2 separate regions of the Homo sapiens genome follow, and region 1 is linked to region 2. Evidence: chromatin loops called from intact Hi-C (ENCODE). Cell type or tissue: HepG2. All regions are shown on one strand.

Region 1 (2,500 bases), 170 kb after region 2:
TAGATTGGGTGCTAAGCCTTGTTCTCACAAATCACTTGCTCAATAAATACTTGAGCACCGACTCTGTGCCAGGCCGTTGCAGGGCTCTGGAAATATAACGGCAAACACAGCTGACCTCACCCAGGTCTCATGGGACCTCCAGCCTCACCATCCTACCTCTGCTGGTCCAGGGACACACGGTAAACTGGCCACATGAAGAGGGGTCTCCAACGGGGCTGCTTCACAGTAGAGGAGCCATGGCTGAAACTGGGGTCAGCAGCTACTGGACAAACACATCTGCTCTACTTGAGAACACCAGCAGGGTTGTCATGGGTAACACCAATGAAGAGGAGATCTGAATTTAGGGGAAGCTGCCTGCACTTGGAATTGAGAGGCCCAAGTTCCAATCTCGAAAGGGCTCTCCTCCTTCCATAATTATCTAATCAACTAGGGAGCATAGGCCTAAGCCTATGGGAGCTTAAACAAGCTCCAAAATGCAAAAATGTGAGCAAGAGACCTTGGCACATTGAAGGCCACCTTTCTTCCTTCCACAAGTTAGAACTTCTGGAACTAACTTTGCTCTCCATAAAAACCCTCCCCATTGGCAGACACACAGAAACAACCCCAAGGGTCAGGTTTTTAACTTGCCTGAAATCCTGTGGCCTCTCACATCCCTTTGTCTACCAAAAATAATGGAATGCTCCAGGTGGCTGACCAATTGAATCTAGAAAGGAAGTGAATTGATACCATGAGCTTTGCTGGGCCCCCAGCAATAGAAGCTTCCTAGAAAGGCCATAGATGGGGTTGGAATTTCCATTGGCCCTGGAATATAGGGCCTGGGAGAAAAGACAAGGTCTCAGCACCAAGTCCAAGGTCTTTTCCATGCCATCTGCTGCCCTGAGCAGTGTGCTAACAAGAGTGGGCACCTGTATATTCTGGCCTGCCCCATAAAGAAATCAGATAATTGTCAGGCTCAAGGCAGAGAATATGGGGTGGCTTCAAGCCCCACCTAACATGAGGTATTCCTTCATCTCCATCTGGCCCTGCCCAGCATGCCCCCATGTTCCCACACACATGCTCAGAGCTGGGGACAGGCCCAGCCTAGCCATGCCTTACAGATCTAGGACACTGTTGTGGGGTTTGCAAGCACCACAGTAGCTGGCTGAAGCCTTGGGTTCCTGGTGAGAGACAGAGGGAAGGTGATGTGGGGATGTGTAGTGAAAGAAGAAGACAGAGGTTTTCCTGATTGCTTGACAAACATAAGCCCAGCCCTTAGCTTCAGCCCAGGCTCTGACAACATCAGATCACAATAAACCTCAGGTTGTGTTTACTCCCCTTCCCTGGCTCTACCTCCCCTGGTTTCTCAATCTGTCTACTCTTATCTGGCACTGATAATGTGTGGGCTCTGAAAATGTGCCCTTTGGTCTAAAAGTGTGGGGATTCCAAAAAGCCTCCAAGAATGAATGACTCAATCAAGGCTGAAAAGAGCCACATTGTCCAGATGTGTACATCTGCTTGGACCCAGCTCGCAAAGCACTTTAACCATCTTTTCACAACCGCTGTCCACATGGAGTGAGGCTGCAGGGCCGGCATTCCTACTCCTAGATTCTCATCTTCCTGGATGCATCGTCAGTCCCTGGTTGGGATTCCACCACCGAGAGCTGCGCTGCTCCATGTGACTCCTCCACTGCCTCTGAAGACCCCCTTTAGGACCCAAGGATCAAAATCCCTACCTCAGGGTGCCCGTCTTGTTTTCCCTGTCCTAAAAAAAAAAAAAAAAAAAAAGACTAAGGGACTGGTCATACTGCTCTGGTCTCATTCCAAAGTGGCTCTTACACTTGCTGTTGATAAACTCGATAACTGCTCCTTGTTTAGGTCTCACCCGACCTCTATTCCAGTTAGAGGGCTCCTGGGCCACCCCCAAATATCTGGCTTGCCCACATCTGCACTGCGCCTTTGTTTATGCAGTTACCTCCTTGAACACTTTCCTGCAGCTTTTTTTTTTTTTTTTTTTTTTTTTGACACAGTTTCGGTCTTGTTGCCCAGGCTCTAGAGTGCAATGGCGCGATCTTGGCTCACTGCAACCTCCACCTCCCGGGTTCAAGTGATTCTCCTGCCTCAGCCTGCTGAGTAGCTGGGATTACAGGCACCCAACACCATGCCTGGCTAATTTTTTCTGTATTTTAGTAGAGACGGTGTTTCACCATGTTGGCCAGGCTGGTGTCAAACTCCTCACCTCAGGTGATTCATCCATCTCAGCCTCCCAAAATGCTGGGATTACAGGTGTGAGCCACCGTGCCCAGCCTCCTGCAGCCTCTTATCTGTCATGCAGACTAATCTCCTTTAAGACATGCTCCCAGGCCACTGCTAAAAAGGCTGCAGAATGTGGAACTATTTGATGTCCTAATAGCCCCTGCCAACATGAAAATGACCAGCAGGCTCAGTCATGTTGCCGAGGTTAAACTTCAACTGTTTAAACGCCAACCGTGGAATTTGCAAATGGGTAAATACCATACTCTGT
Region 2 (2,500 bases):
ACCAGGCACAATGGAGATACTGTGAAGATGCTTGTAAATGTTAAACTAAGTCACAAATCCCCAACATAATTATTTCTCACAGAGACTAGAAAATCATGCTTACAGGCCGGGCACGGTGGCTCACACCTGTAATCCCAGCACTTTGGGAGGCAGAGGTGGGCGGATCATGAGGTCAGGAGTTTGAGACAAGCCTGGCCAACATAGTGAAACCCCGTCTCTACTAAAAATACAAAAAAAAAAAAAATTAGCCAGGCGTGGTGGCGGGCACCTGTAATCCCAGGCTGAGGCAGGAGAATGGCTTGAACCCGGAAGGCAGAGGTTGCAGTAAGCCAAGATCATGGCACTGCACTCCAGCCCGGGTGACAGGCTGGAGACTCCATCTCAAAAAAAAAAAAAAAAAGAAAAGAAAAGAAAAGAAAACGAAAAAGAAAATCATGCTTACAATGTGCCTTAAATTAAGAAGTGAAAGCCACCACTGGAAAACTGCCTGAATGTCTGCTCATCTTCATCGCCAAGAAAATAACTTTAAGATCTAATGGGCTGGACAGTTTTGTAACAGAAGTTACTCTGATGGCCTGTTCCTACCAGTGGAAGCTTTACTAACAATGTGTTGTGTTCATGCCATAAAGCCGACATGGGACCTGTGAACTCTTTTCCAGAAAAGCCCATTTTAACTTTCCAATTTCAAGTCCTAAAAGGGTGTTTTATAAATTAATTCACCCATCTGACTATGGTTTGGAGAAAAAAAAATCATAAATACTCCTCTTCTTCAACGAGGCTGCATCAAGAAAAAAAAAAGTTAAACAATCTTGTCAAATGAAGGTCGGGGACCCTAGATCGGCTCTGAAGTTACTTGGCTTAAATAGAGACCTGCGCAGCTAACCCAGCCCAGCGCTCGCTTGGTTCCTATCACTGAATCTGCTCTCGTTTTCTCAAAGCAACTGGAAGGGGGCAGATTGCCAGAAACTTCCCTGGGACGTCTGAGACTTCCAACTGTCTGCAAATAACACAGTCCTGAACCAGCAGGAGCACGGGCTGGGAACCCAGATGGGGAAGGGCGGGCCGCGCAGGGAGCCTCCCCGCCAGGCACTCACGCTGACGATCGTGGAGACGAACAGCAGCACCAGCACCGCGACGTGGAGGACGATGATACTCAGCAACAGGAGGAGCATTCTGGCGGCAAGTTCTGCTCAGCGGAGTTTCTGCCTGCGAGGAGAGCGCTGGGCGTGAGGCCGAACGCACTGGGCCGAGCGACGGAGGCGCGCGCAGAGGGAGGGTCCCGCGCACTAGCGGAAGGCCCGGCCTGGCCCAGCGCCCGCAGCCCGACCGCCCGCGCGGGTCAGGAGCCTTCGCGCCGCCTGCCGCCGAGAGGGGGCAGCAGCCGCCTGCAGGACCAGCGCCCAGTGCCCAGCGCCCAGCCGGGCCCGCCTGCAACGGAACATCTTTTGCTTTTGGAAACAAAACAAGCGGTTCGCACGTCTAAAACCACCCAGGGAACGGAGGGGTTTCCAGAAAATATGAGCAGAGGCCACTGCACGCTTCCACCCACCCCAAGCACCTCCCGGCGACCTCCCTGGAAGGTGAGAGGTCACGTTCTCCGAGACCCCGGTTCAGATGGTGAATTCCCCTATGGGGTGGAGGTAGGGGTGAGGGGAGTAGGTGCCCAGATTTCCGTCTGAGACCTGGAGACAGCCGTGGCATGCGGTGGGGGAGACAGCGGCGAGGAGGCTGGTTTCCCAGACCCCAGTGCTCTCCGCATTCCGTTTGTCTCCAAGTTTCCACCCAACTCTGCCAGCGTAGAGGAACGGTCCTGGCCCCAGCTCAGCCTCGCGCAGACTCTGGCGGCTCCGGAGAGGTGGTGCAGAGCCAGAGTAGTGTGGAAAGAAAAGAATGGCTCGAGAGGGTTGCCCGGACCCTGCGCTTCCCGTCCACCGCGCGCTTCCCCAGGCAGCCCCTGGGGTCAGGGGGCATTCTGCTCTTGCGCTAGACCCACGTGCTCGCCTAGGGGTCCAGTCTGCACCCCAGGCACTCAAAGCCAGGACACGAACCCCAACAAGCCTGAGCTCCGGTCTGGGTGCGGTGGGACAGGAGCCCAGGAGCCTGGACCGAAGGGAGTAGATGTCCAGCGGACGGGAGAGAGAGACAGAGGGTAAAAGGCTGAGTCCGAGAATTTCAGCCGGTCAGAGCCGGCAGGACATTTATCCCAAGTAATGCGGTCCTCGCCCCTCATTTTAAACTTTGGGGGAACTGAAGGCTGGGATGACCTGTTAGAGGACATGCATGGCTGTGAAAGATCTGGCTGAGACTCTGGGGACCATTTTAGGCAGAGTCTTGGGCCAGGGAGACAACGTTTCAATAACCCAGTTTGGAAAGTACCCAATCCCAGGCCCCTCTGTTCCTCTCCACAAGCATCACATTCAAAGAAACTCTGGAATGCACTGGAAGAAATAAACAAGGATTTCTGATGACTCCCAGAGGGTTTGAATTAAGCCGATGGCAG

Evidence for each region. Peaks named below come from ENCODE experiments on the same cell type or tissue, not always from the same donor. Only the 100,000 strongest peaks of a DNase experiment are listed, where the experiment ranks them.
Region 1: it touches region 2 in a loop (4-fold over the local background); 24 of 110 quality-filtered maps call a loop at or near these places.

The regions. Positions count from the first base shown.
Region 1 is chr17:15,431,928-15,434,427 of GRCh38, forward strand. No RefSeq gene overlaps it. Among named protein-coding and RNA genes, the nearest start is that of CDRT4, 34 kb to the right of the region's middle. In HepG2, no CTCF peak of the experiment used is centred here; DNase peaks (open chromatin) are centred at 1,454 and 2,484; H3K4me3 peaks cover 873 bases.
Region 2 is chr17:15,259,556-15,262,055 of GRCh38, forward strand. PMP22 (peripheral myelin protein 22) reads right to left here. Exons shown (of 5, transcript NM_000304.4): 2 at 1,095-1,206. The coding sequence starts at 1,172. It overlaps LOC124903931 (a long non-coding RNA gene), which reads left to right and starts at 1,404. Exons shown (of 2, transcript XR_007065632.1): 1 at 1,404-1,580. RefSeq lists a silencer at 1,337-1,456. In HepG2, a CTCF peak has its summit at 1,374 (motif pointing right); DNase peaks (open chromatin) are centred at 1,336 and 1,816; H3K4me3 peaks cover 1,819 bases; H3K27me3 peaks cover 641 bases.